2 separate regions of the Mus musculus genome follow, and region 2 is linked to region 1. Evidence: chromatin loops called from intact Hi-C (ENCODE). Cell type or tissue: heart. All regions are shown on one strand. Links, peaks and the distances in the headings refer to the core of each region. The heading gives the core; the rest is flanking DNA.

Evidence for each region. Peaks named below come from ENCODE experiments on the same cell type or tissue, not always from the same donor. Only the 100,000 strongest peaks of a DNase experiment are listed, where the experiment ranks them.
Region 2: it touches region 1 in a loop (4-fold over the local background); 4 of 42 quality-filtered maps call a loop at or near these places.

What each region holds. Positions count from the first base shown.
Region 1 is chr9:107,156,447-107,173,006 of GRCm38, reverse strand. Dock3 (dedicator of cyto-kinesis 3) reads left to right here. Exons shown (of 53, transcript NM_153413.2): 3 at 13,552-13,592. It overlaps Gm23595 (a small nucleolar RNA gene), which reads right to left and starts at 8,030; the gene lies at 7,901-8,030. In heart, for the core only: a CTCF peak has its summit at 7,998 (motif pointing left); no DNase peak of the experiment used is centred there; H3K27me3 peaks cover 310 bases.
Region 2 is chr9:107,271,400-107,287,959 of GRCm38, reverse strand. All of the region lies in intron 2 of Mapkapk3 (mitogen-activated protein kinase-activated protein kinase 3), which reads left to right. Among named protein-coding and RNA genes, the nearest start is that of Mapkapk3, 10 kb to the left of the region's middle. In heart, for the core only: CTCF peaks have their summits at 5,138 (motif pointing left), 9,677 and 10,739 (motif pointing right); DNase peaks (open chromatin) are centred at 8,029 and 9,179; H3K4me3 peaks cover 1,007 bases; H3K27ac peaks cover 1,356 bases; H3K27me3 peaks cover 531 bases.

The sequences.
Region 1 (16,560 bases), core at 4,236-12,235:
AGCCCTGTCTCAAAAAAACCATAAAAAAAAAAACCCAAAAAAAGTTTCTTATCCAGAGAGCTCTAAGCATTATAAATAGTGATGAATTCTTTTCCTTTTTTTCTTTTGAGCTGAGTAAGCCAAATATTGGCATAGTTATTTTGTTTGTAGAGAAAAAATAAATAATGAGTTCAGTCTTTGTGTTTCTCAGAGTAAATCAGTTACTGAGCAGACAAGGCCTGTCAAAGTTTAATCTCCTAGAAACCTTATGATTTCCTTTTGAGATTTTTCTTCTTTTGATTCATATATATCCTGCTAATTTCCCATTTGTTTAATTTTTTTTTCTATCTTGCATTACTGTAATATTCAGGCAACAATCAGTAGCAGAAAAGGAGCTAACTGTCTGATTTAGACATAGAAATGAAAGAAATGTTTATGTGGGTCCATGTTCTGCCCACCTCCTGGCTGGTTCTAGGCTTAATGGAAGGGTAGAGACACTACTCCAGGGTGGAAAAGCACAGTCGGAGATGTGGAAAGAAGCTGGAGCTGGTTCTGGGGTTCAAGGCCAGTCTGAGGAGGTTCTTTGACTCTTGGTCATCCAGGTGCCACTGGGAGTCGAGGAAGAACAGAGGTGAGGGGCCGGGGCGGAGGGGGCCCCTTGTGCTGGGGACAGCGTCTAGCCCCGGGGCTGGGCTGGGGAAAGAGCAGCTCTGGCTTGTCTCAGTGATGATTGTCTTTAGCCTGGTGGAGGAGGCTGGAGGTGTAGAGAGGTCTTCTACGGGAGAGTTAGCTGTGGCTTTGTAGGTGAAGACCTGCCATTCTCCAAGGTGGTAGTAGATATAAAAGACAGTCCATGTTTATCCATATTGTTTATGTCTGTTCATTGTGTAAAATGGATGTATACTTTTTTCAGGGAAGAATGTCTGGGAAGAGAAGCTTGTTGACTAAATTCTCAGGTCCTCTAGGTACCTCATTAGCATGGAGAACTCTGTTTCGGGCCTACATGACCACAGGTGACATATCCTTATGTAAGGAGTGTGGCAGTGTTTCAGACTAGGAATCTGGCAGGGGGTGGGAAGTTGCCTAAGTCTCAGGTGTGTGCCCATCAAGTCTCTGGATCTTAACCTGCTCTGCAATACCAAGCTTCCTGGCATGGTTTTATCATCCCACAGTTATAACTACTAATGTTATAAGAAGATGATACAAGAGAACAATGGGTAGATACTGTTTTCATTAGGTTCCACTGCACTTGGTGGGTAAATATTCCCTGCTACTTACTGGTGGCATATGGATAAAGTTTATAGCTTTTCAATAAAAAGAAAAGGTACTTATAGCTCTAAAACTTTGGTTTTATTAATATAGGAAATTATTTCATGTTCAGAAATCATGGAATTTGAAGTGAAAGTATTTCAAGTACATTTGTATAATATATCTCTAAACATTTAAACTTATGTCTTTGAAAAAAATCTGTTCTAGCAAATTAAGTTTAACGTGTAAAAGCAATTAAATTTAATCATAGTTTTCATATTTCTCTATATATTCTACACAATACTAGAAGCATTACTGCATATGTGTTCTAGTTCAGAAAATTAAAATATAAGAAAATATGAAGTGATTTGTAGCAGCTTAAGGATGAGGATTCTTCTGTCTGCCCTTCGTATTAAACTGTTTGAAATTCATTGAATGCCTAATTTTGTAAAGGCCACTGATAGTTTTAAATACCAATCTCTTCACATCTATTTTATTATGCCATTCTATAAAAATATAAAAGCAAATGTGACTGTTTCATACCATCCTGTGTGAAGTTCATAACTTTCTGATCCTTAGTTTTCAAAATCTTAACAAAACGAGGTAAAATTGCCATCTACTAAGGTGTCACGCATGTAACAAAAGTGTGTAGGTTGCTCAGGGAATACTGAATGATTCGGAATTGTAGGATAGAGGCAGACAGACTGATCTCAGGATCTTGTTGAGCTAGACTTAATCCTATGGATTTGTAGGTAATGTCTACCCTACCACCCTTAGATTTAACAGTTCAAGGTGGCTGTGGAAGTCTGTGTATTACAGGGGAGACTAGACTGAATGAAATATGTGCAGTCCCATAGCAACTCTGCAACTTCTTTGACTTTCTTTGTCTGTCCTTGGTTGTCATGTTATAAAATCTGGTTTTATAGCAAGATGGCCAGTTCAAATGCCAAACCTGAGATGATCTTACTGTAGTTACTCATTGCTACTAGTTTTTATGTTTGCCTCAGTGTGACCATCAGCAAAATTGAGTATGGAGACAAAATAAGACTTTAAGAGATCTTAGATCTCGAGATCCATGTATAAAGTCTGTTTGGTTGATTGGAACTTGTTCTTTTCCTGGATATGTTACTTTAATTAAGTATATCTGTCAGTTTTAAGTTTATAAATAGAGGTAGTTTGAAACCATGGTTCACTGGTCAAAAGGAAATTTCACTCACTCATGTGAATTTAAGTTAGTAATAGGACATGGCTTATCATAAAAAGAAGCTTCAGTTTGAAGTTTTATGTAGGCTTGTGTTTCTTGAAGCTTGAAGATAGCTGCTGTGGGGCAGAGGAAGGATTTGATTTGTCTTGTTGTCTTGTATATATATTTGAAAGAAAATGTATTAGAGTTTCAAAATGGTGATTTCTCATGTCATGAGACTTGATGAATGGTCCTGATAGGTATGCTTTGTGTTCAGAAGTCTTAATTAGTCACTGTTGTTTTGTCTTGTATTTATATTGGATATGCCCTTGACTGCATGGAGATGATAATGAAGTGGGTCTTGTGAAAACAAGTTCTGAATATATCTTCGCAATGGATGAATAAGGGCAATGGGCATAACTTTACTAATTCTCAAATTTTCTTTCTGTAAGATAATTAAAATAGATACTTATACTGATTCTGGGCATGTGCATGAGGCTGATTATAGAGCAGTTTAGGAATGACCATTCTATGGTAGCATTATTCAAATTTGTTTAGGGTTCTCTAAAATAACTAATTTCAAAACAATAATGACTCATATGGAAAAAATTCCCAGATGAATGCATATTTAGTTATTGCTATTTATCAACTTTATAATTATAGATCATAAATGAAGATTTAAAATAGCATTAAACTGTGTGCATAAATATATAAGCTTATTCTTTTTAAGCTTTTCAGTGAAAATAATGGAAAGATAATTTTGAAAATCAGCCTTTTGAATACTTTTGGGGGTTGAATTCTGCTAAAAGTTTCTTAGATTTATGATTGATTGACTCTTTCTTGTCTGTTATTAGTTATATAATTGAAAAAGACACCAAGAATTTGAAGGCTATGCATATTTTTATTGATATACCAAGTAAGAAAATATTTTTAAAAAGGTTGTAGGTTGTTTTTGGCTTTCAAATTCACTGTTGGTTTCTTACATGGTTTTTAGAATGTGCACTCATTCTAGTCTGTCCTTTACAAGGAAACAGTTATAATTCTTTTTATTATTACTCGTGTGTTCAGGCATGTGTGCCATGTGCCTGTATGGAGGTCAGGAATCACTGCTGTGGAATTGGTTTCTTCTTTCCAGCTTTACATGGTGCTGAGGATTAAACTACGGTCACCAGGCTTGTGCAACAAATATTTTTACCTGCTAAACCGTCTTAACAGACTGAATGATTTTTTTTTCAAAAAATTTAATTAAGATTATTTTAAATTATGGGATAGAGAAGAGATTGTACTTTTTTTTTTGATGTATCTTTTGCTAGTCTTTGATCTCTCTCTACTCGGATATTAGGTTAAGGACCAGTAAGTTTGGGTTGGATTGTTTTACTTTTGTCAGTGAAAATATATGTTTGAGATACAAGCTTGGAGTGTCTTGTCAAAGAGGGAGGGTACTACCTTGAGCTCCTGTTAGTACCTTTGACCTTACTCCCTTGGTTTGCACCTGTTTTGGCTGCTAACTGTTGACTGTCACATGGCCTGGTCTTTATAGAGGCTCCATTCTTTGAGTTAACACTGCTCACATTGTTCTGCAGCTTCTCAGCCAGCAGCTTTTGTAGAGGTACTTTTTGCCTCTATGGGACAGTATGGCTTCACTTGCATTGGGTGCCTAGCAAGGTCATCTTACAATCTCCACAAAAATGTATATTTGCCAAAGCACTGTTCATCAGTGTTGAAATTATAGGTGGTAAAACTTCCAGCGCAGAATGTGGAACAAGGCTAAGTCATTACCACTTTTCATGCATGTGTTTACATGTTATGCCTTTCACATAAATTAATTTCATATTTACACCAAGATTAAGGACTTATTTTTAGGGCCAGAGAGATGGTTCAGAGGTTAAGAGAACTGGCTGCTCTTCCAGAGGTCCTGAGTTCAATTCTTAACACCCACATGATGGCTCATAACTGTCTATAATGTAATCTGATACCCTCTTCTGGTCTGCAGACATACATGCAAGCAGAACACTGTATACATAATAAATAAATCTTAAAAAATAAGAACATTTTAATACATTTTTGTTACTTGTATTTGTCTTATTTATTTGCTTGTTTAATATAACAGAATTAAATTGAAAAAAGTCAACCCTATTTATTTTTCAAGTTGATTTGAAGTGATTTAATTTATATGACGTGTTTGGTGTGACTACTGAAGATGTCATGCGCAGTTGTGAGGATAGATGTAAATCTCACAACCTCACCTACTCTCACCTAATTAACTAAGCATTGAGCAGTTATTAATGGTATTTGTCACAGTTGCAAACCATTGTGCTTCCATCTTCTCTAGCACTTGGTTATTGTTCTCAGTTTTTTCTCTTTTTGTACATTGATGACATTTATACAATTTATAATATTTTTATGGTTATTATCTTTGAAAGTCAGTCCAGGTCTTCTAAAACCTGTGGCTTGTTCCTTTCTCTTAAGCTTAACATGGTTATTTTATTTGTTTATTTTTTCTTTTGGTTTTTCGAGACAAGGTTTCTCTGTGTAGCCCTGGCTGTTCTGGAACTCACTTTGTAGACCAGGCTGGACTCGAACTCAGAAATCCGCCTGCCTCTGCCTCCCGAGTGCTGGGATCAAAGGCGTGCGCCACCATGCCCAGCTTGTTTTTAATTTTTCAAGACAGGGTTTTTCTGTGTAAACCTTGGCTGTCCTGGATCTCACTCTACAGAATAGGCTGGGTAAGAGATTAACATGGTTATTTTTATTTAAAACAGCTCCCCTAATATTTTCCTTTTTCTTTGTGAAACCAACTGCTTAAGCAGAATGTGCTGCAAATAACATTGTGGTGGTTAATCTTACCACTTAGGAGATCTCTAGGCATGGCTTTGAAGACATGTTATAGAGATGAATTTAGCTGAGGAGGGAAATTCACCAAGGCACCTTTCACAGGCTGGGGTTTGGGAATAAAAAGGGAAAGAGGAGGCAGCTAGCTGAGTGCTGCATGCCTCTTTGTTTTCGCCTTGCTTTAGAGGTAGTGTGTGACCAGATGCTCTGTGCCTGCTACAGCAGACTTTCTCTTCAAATCATGAGTTAAAATAAATCTTCCCTTAAATTTCTTTGTCAGGTATTCTGTCATAGTACAATAAAAGCAACCTTACACTCTTAAATTTTAAAAACTCTGGTATAAAAGAGACACTACTATTTATAGGTGAGAAATTGAGTTTGATGTCATACCTTAATTTTTAATTACATTTGATTATATATGACATTTAAATTATTTATTATTGTATGTCTGTGTGTGTGCCCTCATACATATGTGCAGTATTTGTTTATGGGAACATGTGCCACAGCATGTTTAGAGAGGTTAGAGGACAACTTTGTGAAGTCAGTTTTCTCCATCCACTTTTGTATAATGTTCAAAATCAGATTTCTATGCTTGCAGACAAGCATTTCTACCCACTGAACCATCCTGTAGGTGGTGGCAGCAGTGGCTACTTTGGTTGCAGCTGCTGCCACCACCGTTGTCTCCTCCTCCTCTTCCTTCTTCCTTTAAAACTTTTTATTGGTTCTTTGTGAATTTCACATCATGCACCCCAAACCCACTCATCTCTACCTCTCCTCATACCTGCCTTTCACTCTTGTAACCTCCTGTTTAGCAGAGAAAACGAACAAACAAAACTTGGTTTGGAAGCTGTAGTGTGTCATAGTGTGTCATATAGTGTTACCTTTTGTCTACACTTCTTTGCTTGCAAATGTTCGTTGCAATGAATTGGTGGTCTGGCATAAGGAATGCCTCTGGCTTCTGCTACTCTATTGATAATGGAACCTCAGTGGGACTCCTCTTGTTTATCCATTGTTGCCCTGTGTCTTGGGAGATCCTGTAGCTTTAGATTTGTAGGACTGACCTCTTCATATACACTAGCAGTTCATAGATGGGGCAGATGTTGGGGTTGGTCAATTCAAAACCCTGGATCTGAGAGGTTTCTGAACTAGTTAGCCTGTAGTCTCTCCCTCTCTCATGCCCTTGGGGATGGCTCATCACAGTCCCTGCTACCAGGGCCAGCTCTACTCTGTTGCCCAGGTGAGGTGCAGGGCCTGTTCTCCCTAGTGTTGCCATTGTTGAGGGACGTGACCAGTTCTTCCACTCTCATGACCCCAGGGCCAGCTCTCCTGACTGCTATAGGTGGTGAGGGGTGAGGGAGAGGAGGAATGTGTCTCTCCTTTTTTCATACCACCCAGCTGGCTCTCCTGCAACCTCTACCCCTACGTCCACCTCTACTGTACTGCCCCGGCAAGCCTGCTCTCCTGACTGCTGCAGCAGGTGAGGTGCAGGACCATCTTTCCCACTCTAATGATCAAGGGAATCAGCATTCCTGTTTGCCGAAGGTGGCAAGGGGTGTGTGTGTGTGTGTGTGTGTGTGTGTGTGTGTGTGTGTGTGTATCATCTCTCCCTCTTTAACCCATGGCTGATAGGTAGGACAGTTCTCCCACACTCAAGCCCTTGAGGCAAAGCTCTCCCCACCCCCCATGCCACCAGGGTCAGCTCTGCTGTCAACCCAGGCGAGGTGTGCAGGGCCCACCATCCTGAGTGCTACAGCTGGTGAGTGGCAGAGACAGATCTCCTGCTCTCACAACTTCAGGGCCAGGCCTCCTGCTTGCCTCAGGTGTTGAGGGTGGAGGAAGGAGAAGGATATCTCTTGTCTATGCCACCACACAGTGAATGAGTGGGAGGGCCGGGTCCCCCGTGCTCATGTCTTTGAGGGCCTGGCTAGGCTTCCAATCAACTACCGCTCTGTGGAGTACTACAGTTGGCTAGGGGTAGAGTCAGCTCTCATGCCTCCAGGGCCAGCTCTCCCATGATGCCCAGCTGAGGGGTGGGCCAGTTCTATATAGCCCTTAAATAGCAACAAGCCCACCCCTAACTGGGGCAGCACAGGCCAAAACCTCACCATGATCCCAGGTGGCATCACTGGCTACTCTTCTTAGGCTGTTCCTCATTACTCTTAGTCTCTAGTTCTGCCTTTCTTTACTGTGCTTACATCCTTCTGTTTCAGTTTCTCTTCCATTCTCCACCACTTAATTGCTCCTTTAAGAGGTTTCTGGGGTCTCTGAGTGTCTGGGGTTATCTCAGGAGTGCTATGCCCCACTCATGCATTATGATGCTGGGCAGGGGTCATCTCAGGCATGGTTTGCTCCCCCAGGACTGCCGGTTGTCTCAGGCCAGCTCCCTGTTCAAGTCCAATAGCACTTGTCTGGTGGTCATCTTGGGCTTGCTCTTCACCTGGTCTGCTCAAGTGGTTCCATGGGAGAGTCATCTGTCTCAGGCTCACTCCTGCCCTGGACCCTCAGTCCCAGGAGGGGGTTCTTTTAGTCTCAGGCTTGCTCTTGGTCCTAGGAGTCTTCCAGGGCTTGGGCAGTGTGGGATTGGTGATTGCCTCAGGCTAGCTCCCTGTCTGAGTCCCCGTTGGACTGGTGATTATCTTAGGCTTGCTTTTTTCAGAGAGTGTGAGGCTACTAATCATTCAGATGTTCCTAGGTCAGAACACTGAGCTTAGAGTAACCTCTCTCCTCTCTGCCACCTACTGACTCACACGGAACACAGCAGCCACAGCTGCAAGCTTCTAGAGGCAGCTGAATGGATTTTTTTTTAATTGTTTTATTTATTTACATTCCAAATGTTGCCTCCTTTCCTGGTCCCCCCTCCAAGAGTTCTTCACTCGATCCCCCCCCCTTTAAATTTACTTTGTGTAGCTCTTTGCTAGGGTCTTTTCAGCATAAAATGTTTTATGTATTTCTTGTGTCAGTGAAGGAGTTGTAATTGTAAGACATTTTTGTAAACCTGGTTAAGAGGACACTCACTTTGCCTTTTCAGGAAAAATTCACCCCTCAATAATAAACAGTGTAGATTAAGAACATTTCTTTTTCCTTTTAGCCTAGTCTGAGCTTGGGATACCAAACAAAAGAGACATTTCAGTTTATTTTAGTCTCTCCTATCTCCTAATTTACTTTTTGTATCTTGGTTTTGGCTGAGTTTCTTTTTAAGTCTTGATCAAAAAGACAACAACAGATGGGTAGCTTTAGATAGTATTTTGTGTGAAGATTAGTTACAAGTAAAATTTAGTTGAAACATTAGAATTGTGAGAGATTTCAGTGGTGACAAGGGGTCTATGGGACTGCAGGTGGCTTAGTCAATAAAGCACTTGCCGTACAAGCACAAAGACCTGCGTTGGGATCTCCAGCCCCTATACATACAAACTTGAGGTCAGGATTACATGCCTCTAATCCTATCATTGGTGAGGCAGAGACAGGTAGAACAATGTAGCTCACTGACCAGCCTCTTTAGATGAGTTGATGAGCCCTAGGTTCAGTGAGAGACCCTGTCTCAAAAAATAAAATGGAGAGTGTTTGAGGAAGACATCCAGTGTCCACGTGCACATGCATGGCATATGTGCACACACAGACCATACGCACAAATAAGGGGTCATGGTTAAAGTCACTCATGAATAGTGTAGGCTTTAATCAATAATTGTGGACACGTTTTATAGGGAAGGAATCTTTCCTGTTTAATCTTGGGAGAGTCATTTGCTTTCCATGGAAGTAAATGGAAGCTCTTCATAGTCACCCCCTGTTTTCAGGTCTAGTGATTGTCATTTTGTTGTAAGGATAAACCTCTTTGACAGTGTATTTATCAACATCTTGTTGGTGAGGATAGAAGTATAGCTGCTAATTCATGTATAGATTTGAACCCATTTTTTTATTTTATGTCTTAACTTTTCCAAAAAGGGACTTTATATAGATCTTTGAAAGTGTGTGTTTTTGGTCTCTTAGAAATTACACTATTTATATTAAGCAATTCTGACTTAACCTATTTCACAAGCCTAGTCTTTCCTGGAGAAATTTATAGCAGTAAAAGGCAAACATAGAATCTTAGTGTTTCCTATTCCTGTCAACTGCCTCTTCTTCCATTTTTTTTTTAGTCACTGTGTATGAGAGACAGTGTAAAGACATTATACATATATTAGTTTAGACTGACCGACAGACTTGTCTTACGGATTTTATTATCTCATATCTTGCAGATTCATTCAGGTTTTTCAGCTACTATATATTTTCATGCCTAATGCAGTTTAGCCACTCTTTAGCTACTGGTCTCAGCTAGAAAAGAATAAAACCCAGTCTGAATTTTCATCAAGAAGAATAAGGAATTATGAAAAAGATAAAAGAACATTTAGTGACTCAATATGGGGAAAGAGAAGTAAAGTTATGACTTGTATATAGTTTTTCTAAAAGGAGGGGATAAAAACCTACACCACCACCATCACAACAACAACAACAACAACAACAACAACAACAACAAAACCAGTAATCAACAAACACTGATCATGATAATTCTGAACATTAGTGGCCTCAATTCCCCAGTAAAAAGACACAGACTAATAGAATGGATTCAAAACCTAGGAACTATCCTTCTTCTATATCCAAGAAACATACCTTAATAAATATAGATAGCACCTCAGGGTAATAGGATGGATAAAGATATTCCAAGCAAATAGACCCAAGGAGCTAGCTGGTGTAGCCATTTTAATATCTGACAAAATAGACTTCAGATCAAAACTACTCAAAAGAGATAGAGACTCATTAAAGGAAAAAAAACCTACCAAAAGGACATTGCAGTTCTTTTTTTTTTTTTTTCACATTGCAGTTCTTAACATCTATGCACCAAACACAAGGGCACCCATGTTTATAAAAGAAACAAAACACTACACAGTTAAATCACATATTGACCCCCACACAGTGATAGTAGGTTGTAACTTTAATTTTTTCAAAGGCTTCTTTTAATAATGGTTCTTTAATGCTTTAACTTCTCTTGTAGCCCACCACCCACCAGAGGTAGTGGGAAAAAAAGGATGGGTGGTGATGGTGGGGGAGTGAACCAGTTTAGAAAGGTTCTTTGGAGCAATTCCTATCTGTGTTGTCTGGAAATCAGCAGTTCAGTTCACAGGTTAGCAGTGGCAGCTTGATCCACTCACAAACACCTCATGGATACACTAGCAGTCCATTTAGGTAGAGTTGGTTTAACAAACACAATCAGCAGCAGTGCTAGCAGCTAGCTACCTAGCAGTGAGAGACACCCAGGCTCAGCCTCAGCACGAGTCAGCAGGAGGGACCAGGGCCAACAGGAACGCCAGGAGAAGTTCTCAGCTGTGCTTCTCTCAACTAAGTGAAGATCAGTGAAGACTTGAGACCAACAAGCATAGCACAGCTAGCTCTATAAGCAAGCCAAGCTCAGCCTCTGTCATTTCCTCAAGTCCTAATTATACCTTCCAAATATCACGCGTCCTCCATGTGTCTTGCCTCAGCATGTGCATCAGGCTTAGCTGACATCACTCTGCCAGTCAGCCCCAGTCCACAGAAGCGACAAGAAACTGTAGCATACCACCAGAAGTTTTTTGGTGTTGTTTCTTTCTATGGAGCTCAACTATGCAATGTAAGGCAGACTAATACGTGTGTGTCAGTAGACAAGAATCCTTCATCATGTGTACTTTAACGTTCTTGCTTTAGCATAACGTCCTTTCACCTGTGTCTACTTCAGGACAAAACTCCTTCACGTCTTTGCCCAGCAAAACATCATCCAACACAACCAAAGAACCCTTAAGTTTCTACTTCAGTGGGTGACTTCAAAACCCCATTCTTACCATAGAGACATGCTATTTAGACAAAACTTAGAGAAATGCTGGCACTAACTGATGTTTATAAACCAAATGAACCTAACAGATATTTATGGAAAATTTCACCCAAACACACAAGAATATGCCTTCTTTTCAGCAGCTCATGGAACTTTCTCCAAAATTGACCACATACTTGATCACCAGCAAGTCTCAATAGATAAAGAAAATTGAAGGGCTAGAGAGATGGCTCAGCGGTTAAGAGCACTGACTGCTCTTCTGAAGGTCCTGAGTTCAAATCCCAGCAACCAACCACATAGTGGCTCACAACCACCTGTAGTGAGATCTGGCACCCTCTTCTAGTGTGTCTGAAGACAGCTGCAGGGTACTTAGATATAATAATAAAGCTTTTAAAAATTAATTTAAAAAAACTAAGAAAATTGAAATAATACCCCATATCCTATCTGACCACCATGAGCTAAAGCTGGATATCAGCAGCAGCAGTCACACAGAAAGGTTACACATGGAAACTGAACAACTCATTACTGAATGACAAATGTGTCAGGACAGAATTTAAGAGAGAAATTACTTTCTAGAGTTGAATGAAAATTAATATACACTATTCCCAAACTTATGGGACACAATGAAAACTCATCTAAGAGGAAAGTTCATAGCAATAGGTGTCTATATAAAAAGTTGGAGGGATCTCATGCTAGTAACTTAACAGCACACTCAAAAGCTCTAGGACAAAAAGAAGGAGTCACACCCCAAAGAATAGATGGCAAGAAATAATCAGACTCAGGGCTAAAATCAATAAAATAGAAACACATACATGCATAGTACAACAATAATATGAAGAATCAATGAAACAAAAGAGTTCAGTAAGATTGTCAGATCCTTAGCCAAATTAGCTAAAAGGTGGAAAGAGAAGATGTGCCCTGTCATCATTGCCACAGCACATTTTGCAAGCAGGACAGATTGCAGGTCCAAGGTTTTGGGGTCTCTGCCTGAGTTGGGGCTTGGGACACAGTGACAAGAAGAGGGTTGGGTTGGGTTAGAGTGGGGGGGCATTGAGAAAGTGTCTATGATTGGGCTGCCTACCTGACTTATGGTGGCTGTTAGTGTAGCCTCTGGTGGAGAGTGGGAGGCTGTGTGTCTCTGCCCCATTTGGGGGCTGGACTCTGTCTTGTCTCTGTCTCTCATTCATTCATTCATATATATATATATATATATATATATATATATATATATATATATATATTTGCAAGTTGTTCTAACACCATTTGCTGAAAACATCTTTTTCCTATTGTGTTGCCACTGTTACTTTGTCAAGGGTCAGTTGAAGTGTGTGTGTGTATGTTTATGGATGCCATCTTTTGTTCTATAGACTGGTTGCCTGTTTTTTCCCCAATACCCAACAGCTTAGAATACTGTAGCTTTGATGCATTTTCATGGCTTCATTCATTCATTCTTTCTTTCTCAAGGGTTTTAGAGACCCTCATTCTGCTATGTGTTGTCTCTTAATATATTCATGGTAAATATAGTAAGGGTATCATTTAAAAATGATGAATGGTTGGGCGTGGTGTCACACGCCTTTAATCCCAGCACTTGGGAGGCAGAGGCAGGCAGATTTCTGAGTTCGAGGCCAGCCTGGTCTACAGAGTGAGTTCCAGGACAGCCAGGGCTACACAGAGAAACCCTGTCTCGAAAAACCAAAAGAAAAGAAAAAAAAAGATGAATGAAGAAATTGAGACTCAGTTTGTGAAATTAGTTATTGTAATTTATTGTCATCGCTGCTGTTACTAAAAGAAGCAGATTTTCTATTCTTTTGTAGTGTGTTGTTTTCATGTGAGAAAATTAGATTTTTTTCCTCCTTTCATAGCATTGTTATGAGATTTGAAGATTAGAATGTGGAAAATTCCCTAAATCCCAATATGTAACATTAGTAACAAAAGTTCTTAGTTAAAATTAGCTGTTACGTACACTCTCCATTTTTATTTTCCTTTTTGTAAGTGCTTTTCTTGGTTTATACTCTTACATGCTGTTTCCTCTCAAACTACTGCAAAACTCAGAAAGCAATAGATTAGAATTGAAAAGGTTGCCAATAAGATTTCCCTTGCCTGAAAATTATACTTCTCTGTGTAATTGAAACTTTTATTATTATTGCTGTATATGAATGCTCTTTAATAGTAGGGATACGAATGTTAGCAACTAAACGGAAACAATAACAACAAACGAACAAGGAAATAGTATAGTATGCTGCATTGGAGAGTGAGTCAGGAAACAGTCTTGGCTATATTTCCTATCTACCATATAAAAAAATGAATAAAAATAAAAAAACCTCTTCTTTAGGAGTAAGCTGTTAGCAAAGTTATGGATCCTAATGAAGCCAAAATATATTATGGAAAATTTCACAATCTCCTGCTTTTAAAAATTACAGTTATGTCTCTTACAGAATGACCATAATGTTATTTTAATATCATTTTTTAGGTTGGTACAGAGGAGTTTCAACAAAGAAGCCTAATGTAAAGGTAATGGAAACTTCATCATTGTGTTCCTTAATGGATAAGATTTGTATCATGTGTTATTAACAGTCAGTAGCAGCTGTTTCCAGTTTATCTTTAATCCTTTATAGTAGCTACAGTCACATTTATGGCAGACTTGTTTAAGTCTTATAATGCTCAGGCAATATTAAAAATGATTTTTCAGAGGCCACAGAAAATGCTAATGTGATTTTAGCTGTATGCTTGTCTTGAAGAAGCCTATGTATACCTTTAAGTAATTTTCTTCAAGACTTGACAAAAACTAAAATGACTTATTTATAGTTTTAGTGTTGTGGAACCACATGTCTAGTTAGATGAATTTATTGCTAAGATGCAAAGTGGGAAAAATAATGCTCAACTAGGCATTTCTTTATTGATAATTAATAATTTTGTTAAGATGTGAACTTAAATAAGACTGCATAGAATATTGATATTATATACTGGATTTTATGTTTTGAGTCCATTATAATAATAACTTATAAAATGTTATATATTTCTATTAGCAATTATAACTAGAATCATTTTTACTAAACCATTTTTAAAAGAATTATTTATTTATTTATTTATTTATTTATTTATTTTATTTTATGTGTATGAGTGCATAATAGCTGTCTTCAGACACACCTGAAAAGGGCATCAGATCTCATTATAGATGGTTGTGAGCCACCATGTAGTTGCTGGGAATTGAATTCAGGACCTCTGAAAGAGCAGTCAGTGCTCTTAACTGCTGAGCCATCTCTCCAGTCCCTTTACTAACCCATTTTATAACATTCTTTTAGCTTAGTTTTATTTTCTGGTGTTGGGGACTTAAATGGCAGGGTATTGTACATGCTGGACAAGTATGATACCCCTGAGCTATACCCCATCCCTACTTACTCCTTCATAATTCATATTGTTCATATTTCTTATCTTTTGGTAGCCTAATATTAAAAGTATTATTCTTTTTCTTATATTGAAAAATATAAGCATTATATAATTATTTCATTAAAAACTTAATAAAGTTTTAGGCATTAGTTTACCAGTGGAATCATTCATTTTTACTACTTTTTAAGGTAGTAAACAAAACAGTACCTTCAAATTTTAATTCAGCACTGCTAGGCCTTTTCATTGTTGGCATAACATTTTGGGCTGTGCATTGGATATGAGAAACTATGTGTGTGATACAATGTTTAGTATCACATATGGCCTCTATCCACTAGAAATTTTATCACCACCACCCCCATGTGTCTAGCCCTCTGCCATGTTGAAAGGTTGAAAAGGGATACAAGATATTAGCAATGTCTGTAATAGAGAACTACCTCTCAAAGGTAATTCATTCTCTCTCTCTCTCTCTCTCTCTCTCTCTCTTCCTTTCTTTCTCCTCCTGTTCTTCCTCCTGTTCCTCCTCCCCCTCTTCCTCCTCCTCTTCCTCCTCCTCTTCCTCCTCCTCTTCTTCTTCCTCCTCCTCTTCTTTTTTTGTTTTTCCAGACAGGGTTTCTCTGTGTAGCCCTGGCTGTCCTGGAACTCACTCTGTAGACCAGGCTGGCCTCAAACTCAGAAATCCACCTGCCTCTGCCTCCCAAGTGCTGGGATAAAAGGCATGCGCCACCACTGCCCGACTCTCTGTGTATTTCTAAACTTGCAATACTACAGGTTTTACTTTTCTCTCAAGAATGCTTATATGAGAATAGTTTCTACATTTATTTTGAGAATTTTGATTAAATTGTGCCAAAGTTAGAAATTGGATAAATGTGAATCTTAAATATCAGTGGAAAGCAATAATATGTGATATTACATGTTTTTATTTGTGCTTATTATTTGTGAACTTTGAAACCCCTTTTCCTGGCTTCCAGTACTAGTACTTAGTGATTACTTTGCAGCTGAATAATACCTTTAAAATGTTAAGTACACTTTCCCCAACTGTGTGCATTTGTATAGAATCCAGAGGATCACCAACCTTGGGTTTGTTTCTTAGCTACTGTCCACCCTTTATTTTGTTTGTTTTGTTTTGTTTTATTTTATTTTATTTATTTATTTATTTATTTATTTATTTATTTATTTATTCATTCATTCATTCATTCATTCTTTTGAGACACTGTCTCTCACTGGCCTGGAATTCTCCACATAGGTGAACTGGCTGGCAAGAGAACCCCAGGAATTTACTTGGCTCAGCCTCTTCAGCTCTGAGAGTACAAGTGTGCCACTGTACCCTAATGTTTTTATGTGTGTTTTAATTATCAAACATGTCCTTGTATTTGCAAGGCAAGCACAATATTCCTACTGTACTTTCTCCTAGCCCTAAATGTAATCATTTTGATTATTTGTTGATTGATAATAAAGTACACCGGTTGGCGCCAGCCCCGGGCCACCTTGGGCATGAACTCGGTGGAAGGTCCCACAGTCCCCAGAGGACTCTTCATGCAGCAGGCGCCCTAGCACACCTAGGATCTTAGGATAACTGGTGAGTGGAATGCAACATCTGTTCCAAAACAACCGGGAGGGGCCTGTGCCAGCAGGAACAGGGACACAAGAAACCTGCCTGAGCAGCAGCTGGGGTTCATTCGAGTGGGTGCCAGCCCCAGGCCACCTTGGGCACCAACTCTGTGGACCGTATCACGGTCCCCAGAGGACTCTCCATGCTGCAGGCGCCCTAGCACACCCAGGATCTTAGGATCACTGAGGAGAGTCTGGCCTCCAGAGAGGGCTCTGACCCTGGAATTCAGAGCGCCATCTTGTATACTGGATCTCTCAGAGACCAGTCCGCACAGGAGTGTGTGGGCCGCAGAAGCAACAGAGCTTCTTGGACAGGGTCCCTTCAGGCCTTCATCCTCAGCCAGGGGGCAGAGCTGAGACCCAGACCTCTATGTACCTTCCCTGCAAGAGGAGACTTGCCTGCAGAGAGTGCTCTGACCAATGGGACTCAGGAGAGAGTTGGACTCCCAGGAGTGCTGACAGAAGCTAACAGAATCACAGGAGG
Region 2 (16,560 bases), core at 5,055-13,054, 110 kb before region 1:
GAAGGTGAGTCAAGGGCAGGGTAAGGACTGACCTGAGGGCCAGGCCTAGGTTCTGTATTCATTAACCCAGCAGTAGAATAGAGCTTTGGGGGCCCAGGCAGGGTTTTTTTCTGAGTCCTTCAGTGAGAAGGTGGCTTTTCTAATGGCAGATAGGTATGAGCAGATGAAAAATGAGCCTTTATCGTCTCCCTGATCTCCAGTCATCCTTCTGCTTGAACTAAGAGGCAGCCTGGGAGAGGGTGAGTGGGTGCCTGAGGCCAGAGAACCTCTTCTGAGGTTTGAGGCTTTGACCCTGACCCTCTGGGGTTCAGATACTGTGAGCAAGGAGGGGTGGGTGAGAACCCGTAGTCTGTAGCCCAGGCCTTTCCAGTTTTGAGCAGGGCTGGGCCTACACCTTCTACATAGATGAAGTGTCTAATGACTGGAGGAGCTAGTGACACCTCCCCCTTAGATGAAGTGTCTAATGACTGGGGGAGCCAGTGACTGCAGCAGCTTCCACTCTGGCTCCTCCTACTTTAAAGGCCCCACCTTCTTCCCCCGTCCTGGTCTGGGAACAATGGCAGTTCTGAAATAGTTTCATCTCTGTACCTCTTAAGAGTATGGGTCAGCAAGGCTAGAAGACTCTAGGATCTGGCCCTAAATTGAGCCTCAAGGGAGACAGAGATTAGATGTGGCTCTCACTCTTAATTCTTTCAGATCTTGGCTCCTACCTTCCAGAAGGGGCCAGCTCAACCTCTGGCTGTGTGTATGTATTCTTTTAGTGGCTTGGCCTTGGGGAAGGAACTGACTGACACCTTCTCATTTAACATTTTCTGTCCTTTGCCCAGGAGAGCAAGGATGGATGGGAGGGATCAACACAGTGACAGACCAGGATCCAGGGAGCTCAGCCATTCCCCGAGGGGGTCCTAACCCTCTCCTCAGCTGCTCTAGCTCAGCCTAGGAGGTCACGGGCTCTGTGCCTTCCTAGATCCATAGCTCAGATAATTAGGCTGGCTTGACTTCATCTTGTAGGCTGAACTCATTCAGGCCATTGCTTTTTCATGCCCACCTTTGGGTTTTGTTGCCCAAGAGGTTAGCTAGTACCCAGCAGGAAGTCTAAAGGCAGCAGGCATCCACGAAACAGGAAGACTGTGGTCATTATCCCTGTAGCTACTGCCATTCAGCGGGGCCCTAAAGGAACAGGCCTGCCTGCCCCCTTCCCCTTCCTCTCAACCTCTGACCACTGCTCTTTCTTGTTTGACCTCAAGCACAGCAAGGTCTCTCGCCCCAGGCCCACTTCTGTGACCATCGGAGCGTTCTATGGCTCCCCAAGCCCTTTCGCTGAACCATTAGAACTGGAAGGTGGGGTGTCTCAGGGAGAGTATGGGGGCATGCAGGCTTCATACTCCTCCTGCGGACATCGTGTGTTCCTTCCTAGGCCTAACTGATTAAAAGCAAATGTGACCAGGGCACTAAGTACCTTTAAGTAAAAACATGGAAGGCCCTGGGAAGACCTGGGAGGAGTCCACATGGGAGGAGAGGTAGGGTCCTTTATTCTGCTCCTGCTGCTACATAACAGGGCTGGGAACCCTTCCCATCCCTGCTCTGGCCTCCCAGGGCCTCCTCTTCTCCTCTTTGTTAAAGAGATCAGAATGGTTGGTGGGGTGGGATATCTTTCAGAAAGGGTCTCTACAGTGAGCACCCTCTTGCAATCTCACGATCGATCAGGGAGTGACTGGGCAGCCTCATCTTTAACAGTTCTCTTTCCGTTGGAGCGGATGGCTGAGGTAGGCTAGGCTGCTCTGATTGTGTGCTGTGTAGGACCACAGCAATGTTGTCCCGAAGCACATGCCACAGAGAATCTATTTCCCCTAATAGATTGGAAATAACACCCTCCAGACCAGGAGAGCTTGCTTGACCTCACCAGGGTCTTAGATTTGACTCTATACACTTTGAGCCTCTGAGTGTGGCCTACAAGGCTTGGGCAGTTTAGTCCTTCGGTCTTTGCATCCATAGGTGGCCGTTTTTCTTCTGTAATGGTGCCATTCCCACCTATCGAGGCTCAGTTCCACTGCCACCTCTTCCAGGAAGCTGTCCCAAGTTTGAGTATTTTTGGAGCAATGGAATCTTCTTGGCCCCTAAAGCTATACTGTTACTGAATGAAAGCTGCCTTGGAACTCCTAGGTCCAGAGCTTGGCATACAGCAGTGGCTCCTAAGTGCCCACTGTCATAACCAAGCTCAGCCCTTCAGAGTTTTGGAAGGAGTTTTTCCAGTCTCTGTTAACCACATGGAAGGCTATTTCCCAGCCTAAAGGCCTGGAACTTCACAAAGGAATCCAGCAGCGTCATCACCTTCCCAGATAGAGGTGCTGTGGGAGGTCTGTAGAGGAAGGAGGTGTCCTTCTGTAAGGCCTTTCTGTCACCTATCTGCCATTGGGCCACACCTGTGAGCAGAGAGGCTCTCTCCACTCAGAATGGCAGGGAGAAGCCAGAATGAGAGTCAAAGGCTGAGAGGTGTGTGTGTGTGTGTGTGTGTGTGTGTGTGTGTGTGTGTGTGAGAGAGAGAGAGAGAGAGAGAGAGAGGGAGAGGGAGAGGGAGAGGGAGAGGGAGAGGGAGAGGGAGAGGGAGGAGGAGGGTGATGGGGGAAGGGAGAGGTCACACCCTCTAGCACCATGGGCAGAGATGGCCTGTTGGGGCTGGTGCTGTAGAGCTGGATTTGAGGCTAGGTGGGGCTGCCAGGCAGGGCAGGCTTTCTCTCACTTGGCAGCCACCCCTCCCCCCACCTACCGTTTCCATGCCAGTCAGATCAGCCCCGGCTCATTGTTACTTCCTCAACAGGTCAGAAACCCAAGGGTGGGCCAGTGGCCCTGCACAGCAGAGTCCCTGGAAAGGCAAGGGTTTCACTGACCAAAGACTGTCAACACTTAGGAAAAAAAAATACTGGAGGAGCTTCGTGGAGGTTCCTGGACTGCCAGCGCCCATCGGTTTGGCTAAACAGGTTTCAGAAGAGCTTCCGACCTGCAAAGTGTAAAAGAAGGTTTAGATTGGGCTTGAATGTCCTGAGACTGTAATACCAGGGGCTTCTCAAAATTTTTTTCCCACTTTGCTGGAGAAAGTTTGACACTTCTCTGGGTCTATAGATATATAAAATAGTATACAGCCCATACATTTGCTGGTAGTAAAATTATAAGACATTTATTTTAAAATAACTCTTTGTCATAGCTACATTATGACTAGTTATCAAAGATGAAAGCAAGATTTCATATTAATGAAATAAACGTGCCTGTTTATTTTTTGATGTAAAGGAATTTTGGCTGGGTTTTTTTGTTTGTTTGTTTTTTGTTTGTTTGTTTTTTGTTTTTTTGTTTTTTGTTTTTTGTATTTTGTTTTGGTTTTTTGAGACAGGGTTTCTCTGTATAGCCCTGGCTGTCCTGGAACTCACTCTGTAGACCAGGCTGGCCTCGAACTCAGAAATTAGCCTGCCTCTGCCTCCCAAGTGCTGGGATTAAAGACATGCGCCACCACACCCGACTTAGCTGCATATTTGATGCCATAGGACTTAGAGCGTTTTCCAGAGTTGGTCAATATTGTGATTTTATAGTTGTTAATGCTTTTTTGCATAAATGTTACAAAATGCTGTTGAGGGTTATAGCATATGCCTTTAATCCTAGCTCTTGGGAGGCTGAGGCACGTGGATCTCTGCGAGTTCTGGGCCAGCTGGGATGCACTGTGAGATCCTGTTTCTAACAAAGAAGAGTGGGCTGGCCAGAGAGCTGAGCACTTGTGAGCACTGGTTTTACAGAAGTGTCAGAGTTCCGTTCCCAGCACTCACATGGTGGTTCACAACGGTCTATAGCTCCAGTTCTAAGGTATCCAATGCCTTCCTCTGGGCTCTGTGGGCATTGTACACACACACACACACACACACACACACACACACACACACACACACACACACACACGGTGCACATACATACATGCAGATAAAACACATAAGAAAAAAAGAGAGGGCTGGCAAGATGGCTCAGAAGATAAGAGCACTGACTGCTCTTCCAAAGGTCCTGAGTTCAAATCCCAGGAACCACATGGTGGCTCACAACCATCTGTAATGAGATCTGACGCCCTCTTCTGAAATATCTGAAGACAGCTACAGTGTACTTACATATAATAAATAAATAAATGTTTTTTTTTTTTTTTTTTTGGTTTTTCAAGACTGGGTTTCTCTGTATAACCCTGGCTGTCCTGGTACTCACTTTGTAGAGCAGGCTGGCCTTGAACTCAGAAATCCACCTGTCTCTGCCTCCCAAGTGCTGGGATTAAAGGTGTGTGCCACCACACCCGGCAAATAAATCTTTAAAAAAAAAGAAAAGAAGAGAAGAGAAATGGAAGAAGTATATCTATGGCCTTTTCAGAAATCGTTAGAAATTCTGTCCTAATCTCAAGCCAAAATCCATTTTAATGATTTTTTTTAAAGAAAAATATAACTCAAGTCAACTGCTCAAAGAGCAATTTTAAAAGTCAAATATTCTAACAATGTGATCCAAAGATTTAATCGTGTCATACATGCTGAGGAATGAAGGTAGGGAAATATTAAAGGTCTCGTTTTCTATAATTAAACCATCGTGTTTCTGTAAGAGCAGACAAATTTGTAAACATGGTTTGTTTGTTTTTTAAAGCCACTGCCATTGATGATATGCAGTTGTGTTAACTCTGAGCACACGGCAGAGTGTGTGTGCTGTGTGTTCAGAACTAAGGGTGTTCAGAACGGACAGGAGCAGCGCAGGCCGCACCACCAAGCACCTTGGATTCGTTATGTGGATGGTTTCGAAACGTTTAGTGGTTTTATATTTAGAAACCTCATTATTGCCAAAGTTTTGACAACTCCCACTTTCAGTTAGGCAACTCACCCCATACAGGGCCTAACCCCATACAGGGTCTAACCCCATACAGGGCCTAACCCCATACAGGGTCTAACCCCACTGTTTAAGAGGCTGTGCTTTATATTGTGCTCGCTTGAAAAGCGGGCTGCCGGCTGGAGAGATGGCTCAGTGGTTAAGAGCACTGACTGCTCTTCCAGAGGTCCAGCGTTCAAATCCCAACAACCACATGGTGGCTCACAACCATCCGTAATGGGATCTATTGCCCTCTTCTGGTGTGTCTGAAAACAGCTACAGTGTACTAATACATAATTAATAAATAAATCTTAAAAAAAAAGAAAAGAAAAAGAAAAGAAAAGTGGTTTGTCACTATACCTTTGAGCTCCCCTCTGCTCTGCTGGTCTTCCAAAATCATCTGCCCACAGTCCCCTGGGTCATCTAGGAGCTAATGCCAGCATTCTTTGGTATTGTAAATTAAAAAGTGTTCTAAAAAATATTTATTCTCTGGGCGGTGGTGGCTCACGCCTTTACTCCCAGCACTTGGGAGGCAGAGGCAAGCAGATTTCTGAGTTCAAGGCCAGCCTGGTCTACAAAGTGAGTTCCAGGACAGCCAAGGCTATACAGAGAAACCCTGTCTCGGAAAAACAAAAAACAAAAAACCAAAAACAAAACAAAAAAAATTTATTCATTTGTGCATGCACACACACACACACATACACACACACACACACACACACACACACACACACACACACACACACACACACTTGGGTGTGTGCATGGCTGGCCTGCATGTGGAGGTCAGGGGTCAATATGTAGGAGCCAGTTCTCACCTTCCATGTGGAGTCAGGATTGAAGTCAGATTGTTGGAGTGGCGGCTTACCTGCTGAGCCATGTATGTGTATACATGTGTATCTGTATGTGGGTAACTGGATGTGAGTGCCAATACCTACAGAGACCAGAAGAGAGACCCCTCAGTCCCTTGGGGCTGAAGTTACAGGCAGTTGTGAGCTGGGTTTGCTGAGAAGTTAACTCAAGTCCTCTGGAAAAGCAGTAAGTGCTCTAACCACTGGACCATCTCTCTGGTCCCTGGTTCTGTAGATTCTAACATGCCCATGAATAGCTGACAGTGTTCTCGAAAAGTCTGTCTGGCAGGCCCTGTTTCCAATGTACAGCATGAATTGTTTTAATAAGTTCCTATCGTTTTCCTTTTATGCATGAGGACATTTAGGTTCAGAGAGACCATAGACTTGCCTAAAGTACATATCTAGTAGATGGCAGGGCTTGGGTAAAGCCTAAGAAATTTGATACCCGTCTTGGCACAACTCCTACATTGTGTAAGTCCTTGAAGAAAGGGAAAGTCTCTGAGACCTGACTCTAGAAGGATGCTCACTTTGCCCTCTATAATTTTTCTGGGAATCTTTGCAGGGCCCTGTTTAGCCCTGTGAATTCTCAGATGTCATTGGATGAGGTCAGTACACAGAGGTTACGACCCAGTGGGGCTCCTTGGGCTGTGTATAGCTTGTCTCAGGCCTCATGCAACTGAGCCCAGGGTACCAAAGACACAAAGTCTGGCTGTTGAGTGGGCAAGAACTGTCTGCACTGGGGGACAGAGGTGGGGAGGTTTCAATATGCATGGCCCAGGGAGTGGCACTGTTAGGGTATGTAGCCTTGTTGGAGTAGGTGTGGCCTTGTTGAAGGAAGTGTGTCACTGTGGGGGTGAGCTTTGAGACCCTTCTCCTAGCGGCCTGGAAGCCAGTCTTCTATTTGCCTTCAGAACAAGAGGTAGAACTCACAGTTTCTCCAGTGCCATGCCTACCTGGACACTGCCATGCTTCCTGCCATGATGGTAATGGACTGAACCTCTGAACCTATAAGCCAGCCCCAATTAAATGTTGTCCTTTATAAGAGTTGTCTTGGTCATGGTGTCTCTTCCACAGCAATGGAAACCCTTACTAAGACAAAGGGGGGAGGGGGAGTGGGTGGGGGCTTTCTGGAAGGTGTTGTCCTCTTTAATCCAGACCTCTGGTCTGAGAAGAAAGTACAGTGACAGAGAATGGTCTGGCGTGTGTGACGATATGTCTGGTTTAGATCCTTAGCACTTGCTGTGGGGTACCGCTTCCTCACTACAGATCAGATCCTGGCAGGATGTGGCTGGTTTCAGTGGGGCCAATGTCACAGGCTTGGGAAACAGTGGAGGGACTGAAGGGTGTTGGGGGTGGGGGGAGGAGGGTAACTCATCATTGATGGGAGTGCAGAAGAGATGTCTGGGTCAGGGTCTGGTCTCCATGACAACAGGTGTCTCTTTAGCTTTGAATTTGGGGCAGTAGTTTTTCCTCTTTGCATTATCACGGAAACTGGAAAACCCCCGGTTGGCCCTGTGGTTCTTCACCCTCCTGTGCCCTCAACCTTGAGGCTGTCAGCCGATGTTGGAGTGTGCCGGCCATTGCGCAAGAGGTAAGGATGGTAGCAGTTATCTCTGTGGTCGGACCTGGGTTTGTGTGTATGTCAGTGAGCAGGATTCTGTGGTTGTATCCATCTTTGCATTTGTAAGGAGACAGCGAAGGCTAGAACGTACTCTCAGAGGGCGGGGCTCTCGTACAACTTTTTGGTGGTGCATTATTGGCCCATAGAAGGACTCTACCGAGTTCCTTCTACCTCTGGAGGAACCAGCCCTCCTGGGGTGGAGAGAATGGGTTGCAGGAAGCTGGGGTTGCCTAGCTCCTCCCCACCCTCTTGCTCTTTTGGAACTAAGTAGATTAGATTGCTGGGTTTCAACGGTGATAGAAACCCTGCAGGGTGGGAACCTCAGGCTTTTCCTTGAGCAGGAGTACAGCGCACCCGTGCTGGGAACCAGGACACCCTGACAGCCTTTCCAGCCAGCGCAGGACAGACAGAAGTGCTGAGAGGATTGCTTTTGCTTTCAGTACAGGGTTGGGGTTAACCTTGCGCTGTCTGTAGACCAGGCCTTTGTCCTCGCCGCTTCTCTGCAGATGCAGTTTCTTTGCCTCTGTCCCTCCCCTTCCCCCTTTCCCCACCCATTCCTCCTGCTGTGGTTCATCCTTCCACTCTAAGGCCTTGCCCCTGCTTGTTTCAAGCGTTTCCGGCTGGGGCTGGAGCTGGAGCTGGGACGGGCTCCCTCTGCTGCAGCCCACAGGCTGAGGGCAGGGCAAGCTTCATTTTAGTCAGCTTACAGCTCCCCCATTCTCAGGGGAGGGTGGGGGTGGGGCAAGGGCAAAGAGCATCTGGCTGTACCCACCTCACTCCCAATGTCCCCTCCTGCTGTCAGCTCTGACCAGGTGCTGGCAGAACAGCTGGAGTCAGGCGCACTTGGGCTGTAACTTGAGGCGTCCCTGTGGAGAGTGGGAAGCCGACTTTAGCTGCAGTCTCTCCTTATTGGACCTCTTTATGGCCCAATGGTCGGAGATGGTGGTTTGGACAACAGTGTGGTTGGGCACATTATGACTCCTAAGGTTACCTGGCCAAAGTCAGGGAAGGAAAGGACTGAGGTCCTACCAGAGCCTCAAAGTTAGCAGAGGAGCCTAGGAGAGATGGGGTGGACTAAGGGTATGCGGTGCAATCCGATTCTGTTTCTGTAGGGTGGGGCAGAATGTGAGATGCCCCTACACTATCTGGCATGATCCCCAAGACTTTTTAGACTGTATTTAATTACTCCAGTAATCTCAGAGGCTATTTCCAGACTCTGAGTGGCCGGGGCCTGATCAGCTACACCCACTGCTCCATTCCCAAGGGGTTCAACTTCTACTGAGGACCGAGAACTTGTTCTACAGGTTTCCCCACCATGAACAGCCTTCTTCTCAAGATGTGTGTCCTTGGTCTCGGTAGGCAGTTAACCAGTAGCTGGATGAGAGCGCCACTTGCTGCTTAAACACAGTCAGCAGAGTCATCTGAGAATGGTTACCACTCCCCTGTCATGGCTGCAGTCACAGAGGTTCAGAAAGGCAGAGTAACTCACCCACGTTCACAGAGCAGAGTTGTGTCCAAAGCTGGGCTGGAGCCCAGGCTTGGCAGGTGGCCAATTTCTGGCCCTCTGCCACCCTTCCCTGTGTGCCACAGTCAGCCCATCTGTAAAACGAGGGGCTGGGTGCTTTGCTTGGCAAAAGGTCTTCCTTCAGATTGGGACACTTAGGGTGGGCTGGGATCATGAGCAGTGCCAGGGAAGTGGGCATGAGGGAGTCCTACTCTCTGTTGGGGTTGCCCTTGCAAGCAGTTGAGCTGCACGATAGAGTCTGGCTAGAGGATGCTCCAGGGAGCTTGTCCCCTAGCCACTCAGTGAATGCTGTTGCCAGGGAAACGTCAGCTGGTGATGCTATCAGCAGGGTCTGTAGTCAGCTAGGGACAGGAAGCTCTGGGGTTATGACTCAGGTTTGGAGACTCCTCTACATTCTCTCCCAGGGCTCAGTCAAATCTTTGAGTCAGGCTGATCCAGTGCCAGGGAACATCCCCAGAAGGCTCAAGAGAGCAGAAATGATTCACTGTAGCCCATTCCCTTCACAAGGGTGACCCTGGGCAGTGCCAGGTCACCATCCTGGTTCCCAAGAGGACGAGGTCTCTCCCCTTCTCCTGCTCATGGCCATGACTCCATGGCATGGCTGTTGGAGACAGGACATTTCTTCTAGAAGCTGGGTAGGTATTGGGGACTTGGGCATACTCTGGATGGACAGACACAGGACTAGAGAGGGCCTGGGAGTTGGGGAGGGGGTCATGGTGTGCAGGACGCTGGCAGCCTGGACAAGTCACTAGTGCTTCTGGAGGGATCTGAACGCAGAGATGGCTGCCTACCCTCTGCAAACCTGTATGGGGAGCTGTAGGGACGTGGATGGAGCTAAGGGAAGAGGGAAAGATGCTGAGCTGAGCGCTTACAGACTTCAGAAACTGCAGGGCTGGAGGATGGGGTCAGAAGGTCACTTGCAGTGCCTGTCATGGGCTCTAGGCCATCTTCCCTGCCACCACTTCTTTTTTAAAAATTATTTGTTTTATTTATGCACACGGATGTTTTGTCTGCTTGTGTGTCTGTGTATCCCATGCATGCCTGGTGCCCTCAGAAGCCCTGGGAGTGGAGTTACCAACAGTTGTGAGATGCCTGATATGGGTTTTGGGAATTGCACCCAGGTCCTCTGGAAAAGCAGCCAGTGCTTGAAACCCCTGAGCTGTGTCTCCAGCCTCCCCAGCCCCACTTCTTATACTTCCATCATTTCTGTGACATCCAGAATAAGAGAGGCTGTCGGTCCTTCGTCTGGGAGTTACAGAAGTACTGGCTCCCTTTTCTCTGCGGCTGACTAGACGCTGAGTCAGCATGTGTCCTCGTTGCGTGGCCTTGCTTGTCCAGGTCACCCATGCTTAGATGGGGTAGCCACTGTCCCCTTGAGCCCTATGCCAGCTATGTGGACGTCACTACACTACAACACAACTGACCAATTGAGGCACATATTTATGTCCAGGCAAGGATCTGTTTGTGAAGGCAGACCACCAAAAGAGGGACATTATTTCTGAGATCAAAACAAAACGCTGTATTTTCTAAAGTCTCTGTTCATAGGATGAAAACGTTCTCTTTTTTTACTCTGTTGTAGAATAAATAGTGCTGGGGTAGTGTCTGACAAAGTACGTAGGTTTTGTTGTTGTTGTTGTTTTGTATAGTTTAAATCACACACACATGGATTCAGGGCTGACCACTTTGCATTGGAGCAGATGTAAGTTGTGTGTATTCTCTGTCTAAGGGTCAGGGTGGGACCCTGTGAAGTTTCTTCCTGCTGATTAGTATTTAAGTTTTTTTTTTAAGATTTATTTATTTTTATTTATATGAGTACACTGAAGCTGTCTTCAGACACACCAGAAGAGGGCATCAGATCCCCATTACAGATAATTGTGAGCCGCTATGTGGTTGCTGGGAATTGAACTCAGAACCTCTGAAAGAGCAGTTGGTGCTCTTAACTGCTGAACCATCTCTCCAGCCCTTATTTTTATTTCTAGTGTAGTTTTATGTGTATTAGTGTTATGTATATGTGTATTTATCTGCATGTATGTCTATGCATGACTTGAGTGCCTGGTGGCCACTAAGCCCAGAAGAGAGCATTATCTTACTGGGAATCAGACCCCCTGCCTCTGGAAGAGCAGAGAGAGAGAGAGAGAGAGGAGAGAGAGAGAGATTTTCCTCTGTGAACATAGAGGTAGACATTAGGCAGCCCTCTGTGTGTGCGCTTGTAGGACTCCCAGTCTCCCTTGTCCCTATGAGGATCTGAGACCATTTTCTGACCTGTTGGATTGCTCCCGGGGTGCACCTAGCTTTTTTTAAGTTCCGGGAAACAGGGAGGAGGGTGTGAGTTTATCTCAGGGCAAGGCCTAGAGGAAGCCAGGACCTGTCAAGCAAACTTGGAAAGCCATTTCCACCCCTGGAACAGTAGGCCCCCAGTGCATTCAGTGTGTGCTCACGTGAACTCTGTGTGCTCTCAGTCCTTCCTTGAGACCTCCTGGAGAAAGAGTACTGTTGTTGTCTGCACTTTTCAGAGCTATAGGATGGCCTGCCAGTGGTGTGTAGGGAGATGAACTAGCCTTCAGTGTTCAGGTAGGTCCCTCCTGAACCTCTGTAGCCACAGCTGCTCTTCCCCCGCATGACCTGAGGCACTGGAACCCCGGTTCACCCCAACTAGCACTCATGTGCCCTCTCTTGCCTACGAGACCAGTTCTGTTCTCTTTTCCTGGCAACGTTTCTTCCCTTTCCCCAGGCCCACCAGATTTGGCCCTTTTGTCTTTATTTCTCGATTGTCTGGAGCTGGCAAAAAAGGAGACAAACTGAGACCATCAAAATGTAATACATTGGAGGAATCTGTTCTGAGACTTGCTGACATCCAAAAGCGCCTTGGCTCTGCCATCAGCTTCGCATCTTGGGGAGGTTGGGGTTTGGCGCTGTAGCTGCTCCTTTCTTCCCAGAACTCTGATGAGTCGTGGTCAGAGAGATCCCAACCTGCCAGGAATCCTGGCCTTGATCTAGAAGGGGAGCTGTCACAGGGAGCCCTCTGTGCTCCTGGGCTCCCTTGCAGTGGGGAGTCTTCCCCACCTTGCCTGCTCTGGCTCCTGAAAGAAGGTAGAAGAGACGGAACTGAGCGAATCCCCTCATCAAATGCTGCGGTGACTCATGAATAGACTCACTCCCCCCCCAACCCTTGAGGACAGAGTGTCTGTGACAGCATTCCCTGCCAAGGTTTTGGACTGATACCAAGGTAGGGCCAGGGAATGTTTGTGGCATCTGGGAATGGACAGGCCTTGGTAGGAAAAGAGCCGAATCTGGATCCCAGGGACTTCTCAGACTTGGAGATGGACTTTTACAAATCACATGACCTCGGGAAGCTACAAAACTGCTGAGCCACAGTCTCCTCAGCTGAGCATTATGGGTAACGGTACAGCTGTCAAAGGGCAAGAGCTAAAGGGTATAACGTACCTAGGACAGGGCATGGGATCTGCAAACACCTGCCACAGTTGACACATCTACTTAGCCTGGTCTGGACTCAGAAGTATGGAGCCTAGGTCTAGGAAGGGCTGGCTAGGCCTCCTCCCCCAGTTTATCTTTCCCTCATTGATGTTGTAGGAAGATTACCCACTCACCTTCACAGCTATAGGAAGAAGGTCTCTCTCTCTCTCTCTATGTATGTATGTATGTATGTATGTATGTACTTAGAATCCAACAGCTCTGGGTTCTCCCTCTCTCTCTCTTTCTATGTATGTATGTATGTATGTATGTATGTATGTATGTATGTATGTTTGTATGTATGCGTGTATGTACTTAGAATCCAACAGCTCTGGGTTCAAGGGTTGATTCATCATCTGGCTGTGTGACTTTGGGAAAGTCACTTAACCTCACAGAGAGACATCTTCTCCAGATACGGTGCACAAAGTGCGAGATGTATCAGCACAAGTATGGGCTGTGCACCAGGAAAGAACAGTTACTTTGAAAGGGGGGTGCTCACACTGACCCCAAACTGTCCTTCGCTAGACATCCATCTTGGGCCTGGACATTTGGAGGTCACTGGTATCATCTGAGCTGACCTCCCTGGAACTTTGCATCTGAGGAGGGGAAGGTAAATGACCAGGGTGTGACAGAGGACAAGATGTGGTCAGAACTTAATGAAGCACGGCCTGATCTGGAGCGAGGCCAACTAATCCATAGCTGCAAAATTGGTTCCATTAGCTCTCTTAATGAGCTACAAAAGCTGGGAAAATGAGTGCGAGAGAGTAATGGCACATGTCCGAGGCTCTAATTTGAAACTGTGGCTAAGAAGTTAGATTTGACATCATTACCAGCTCTTTAAATAGCATGGGTACTCTTGAGGATACGGCCTCCTCAGGGAGTGCCTGTGTGTGTGGGGGAACAGGAGAGGTGTGACGACTTTGGTTTCATTAGGTCCATGCTTAAAGAAACTCTTGTCAAGCCAGTGAGATGGCTCAGCAGACAAAATGCTTGCCACCAAGCCTGCTGGTCTTCATTTGATCCCCAGTACCCACTTGATAGAAGGAGAGACTCGACTTCAGCAAGGTGTCCCCTGACCTCTCCCACATCCCTACTACGGCACACACGATCCCACCAGCATACACGTGCACAGAAGATAAAACTAAACAACTGTTTAAGAATATTTAAAAGGAAGAGACTCTTGTCTCTGTGCCCTGAAACTGACATCCTGCATGATGCTTGCACCCAGATTTGAGACTGAGACTGTGGCTCATGCTCTCATCAGGCAAAAACAGCCAGCAGGGAACACTGGCAGGTGAAGGGCAAGGGCAGGGCTGTTAATAGCCTTCCAGAATGCCAGGCACGGGGGTGGGGTGGGGTGGGGGGGTCCTCATAAATAGGTTGGAATCAAGTGTGGTGGCATATACCTGTGGTGTCAGCACTTGGGAGGATGAAGAAGGAAAATCCTGAGTTTGAAGCCAGCCTGGGCTTCATCTTATAAAACAAGCAAAAAGGGCTGAAAAAATGAATTCTAGTATTCCAGTGGTGTCTTTTTATAAAGACAATGAAGTAGTTCCCATGGGGGTCACAGTCTCCAATCCCTGTAGAATTGGGAGCCAGAAGGGACCTGGGAGAAGGCTGAGTTGGAAACTTGTCAAGGAGAAAGTGTGGCAGGGCTTGTTAAGGTCACACACACAGAATTAGATTTCATCACAGCATTTTCTTTTCTTTTTTTTAAGGTTTATTTATTTATTATATGTAAGTACACTGTAGCTGTCTTCAGACCCTCCAAAAGAGGGTGTCAGATCTTGTTACAAGATGGTTGTGAGCCACCATGTGGTTGCTGGGATTTGAACTCAGGACCTTTGGAAGAGCAGTCAGTGTTCTTAACCGCTGAGCCATCCCTCCAGCCCCTCATTATGGCATTTTCAAACGTGCTTTGTCTTTGTTGCTTCTCCTTGTCCCTCCTTTCCTACATTCTCCTCTTCCTCCTCCATCCCCAGGAGCCCCCTTTCGGCGTCCATGTCACGTGTGTTCACATGTATTACCCTCAGAAACCTCTCCTGTCCCTTCTGCCCGCTCCCATGGCCCCCTGTCTAATTTTGAGGTTTTTGTTTATCCGTAGCCTCCTCTGTGAGAATATGGCTCCCTACAGGGAAAACGGTATGAGTCAAAAGCTTTATTTTCCTATAACGTTGTTCAGTCCTTTTGCACCGGTGCTTGACCCTGGGCATGCACGTGTCTCCTCTGCGGTGAGAAGTGTTTCCGCTTCCTGTCTGCCCTGGCCTGAGGCAGGATGAGCTCTCTCCTGTGGGCGAGGAGGTGTTGGAGGGAGTATCCAGTCCTTGGCACTCCTGTCTGTCCTCCTGCATAGAAAAGAGCTGGAATCCAAGGACATAAAGGGTCTGGTTAGCTTGTGTGCCAGGCAGGTACAATGAGCTACATCGTCTTTATAGGAGAATCCATATTAAATATGTCCATTTGTACCTTTCTATATCTTTTTCAAAATTACTGTGGACGGTCTTGCTATAATGTTTGACTTGACTTTCATGGGAGGGTTAATACCAATTCCCTTTTGGAGTTTGGTCTCTTGTAAAAAACAGGCGTGTGTACCTGGTTTGTTTCTTTGCCAAAACTTCCAGGAAGCTCAGAATTAAAATCTGTCTTTGTTTATACTTACAAACTTAAATGGGTTTCTGGTAATTTTGTAATTTCATTTTATAGACAATTAGAGGGCTTTTGTTTGTTTGTTTTATTTTATCTTTCCTCCCCTTGGCTTCTTTCAGGATGCTGAAATCTTGTGGTCAGTGGGCAAGGTATTTGGAGATAATGGGGTTTGGAGTGCTTCGTGGGTAACTGGAAAAAAGAGACTCCGGGCTTGTGCCTGTGGAGTTGTGTGTTAGCAAGACACCTAGAGCTTCATCTTCTTGACTGTTCCTGTCCTGATGATGGGAAAGATTAAAAGTCAGCCCACTTCCCCTGGAACAAGCAGGTGTTCCACCCTGAGCCAGAGAGCTGCCGTGCCTGCGTGACAGGGGAACTGGCTGGGGCATGGGGAGGTTGTGGATTTGTTAGCAGGGGTGTCCAAGGAAACGGCCTGTCCAGACAGATAGTCAGGATGCCTTCTCTGTGTGAGAGAGATGGAGACAGTGTGCTCACTTTGATCTGAGAGAAGTCCAGATCCAGAGTAAGTTGAATCCAGGGTTACAGGATGTGAGGGTGGGTGTGTGCCTGCAGATAAGAGGCCCTTCTTGGGCTACAGGAGACTGGGAAAGAACATTTAGGACTGGTTTCCAAGGCTGTGTTTTTTGTTGCTGACATCTCAGCTTTGTGCGGTGATAACCCTGGGAAGACAGAACACATTTCCAGGCCATGGGTAATGGAAGGGTAACAGTTGTCCTGCAATGGAGATAGGACCTCAGTGGGAAAAGACATCTCAATGGAAGTTTCTAGGCTCTGTCTGTCTTGGGCAAGGCTGTCATAGGTTGAGTTGTGGCGGCAAGACCATCATTCTTTTGTGAAAACCTCCTTGTGGCCAATTCTCTGCTAGTCACTTTGGAGAAATTGATTGGAAGGAGTAGTGGGCTGATGGGTGAATCTCGCTCTGAGAGTTTTACGTCAACAAAGTAGAGACTGGAGATGCACGAATTCCCAAAAGTGCAACTCCCACGAATCCTGTACTTTCTGTTCACCTTGCGTATACCTCCACACGTGCACTTTGGCATGTATGCGCACACATTTCTACACATGTGTATTTATCTCCATGTGCTTGTACACCTATTCACACATTTACTTAGTTTTTAGTCTCCTGAGTCTTGTGCAAGCTTTGGCTTTCCAACTTGTGGTCGCCCCTCCCTCTCACCTCCCCTTTGATGCGCTCTCAAAACTCAGTTCTCCTCTTGCAGCCTCCACAGTGAGACTGGAGGCCCCAGGGCAGTGACTTCATCTTCCTGAGCCTCCCTTTCCTTAATCTGCAGATGGAGGCTAATGGTTCCCACCCCGATTGCCTCACAGGGTGGCACCAAGCATTCCCATGAGATAAAGGACGGCAGAGTGCTTTCTAAATTGCAAATTGTTTTGCAAACAAACAGATGCTGCTGTTGTGTTCTTAGCCTTGGAACTGAAGAACCAATCCACCCTGACTTAGGCTTTATTTGGGTGGGAGAGGGCAGAATTCTGAGGTGCTGTGAGGGGGTGGAGCTAGCTTTTCTGAGGCCTAGTTCCACCTGGGGATGCCAGAA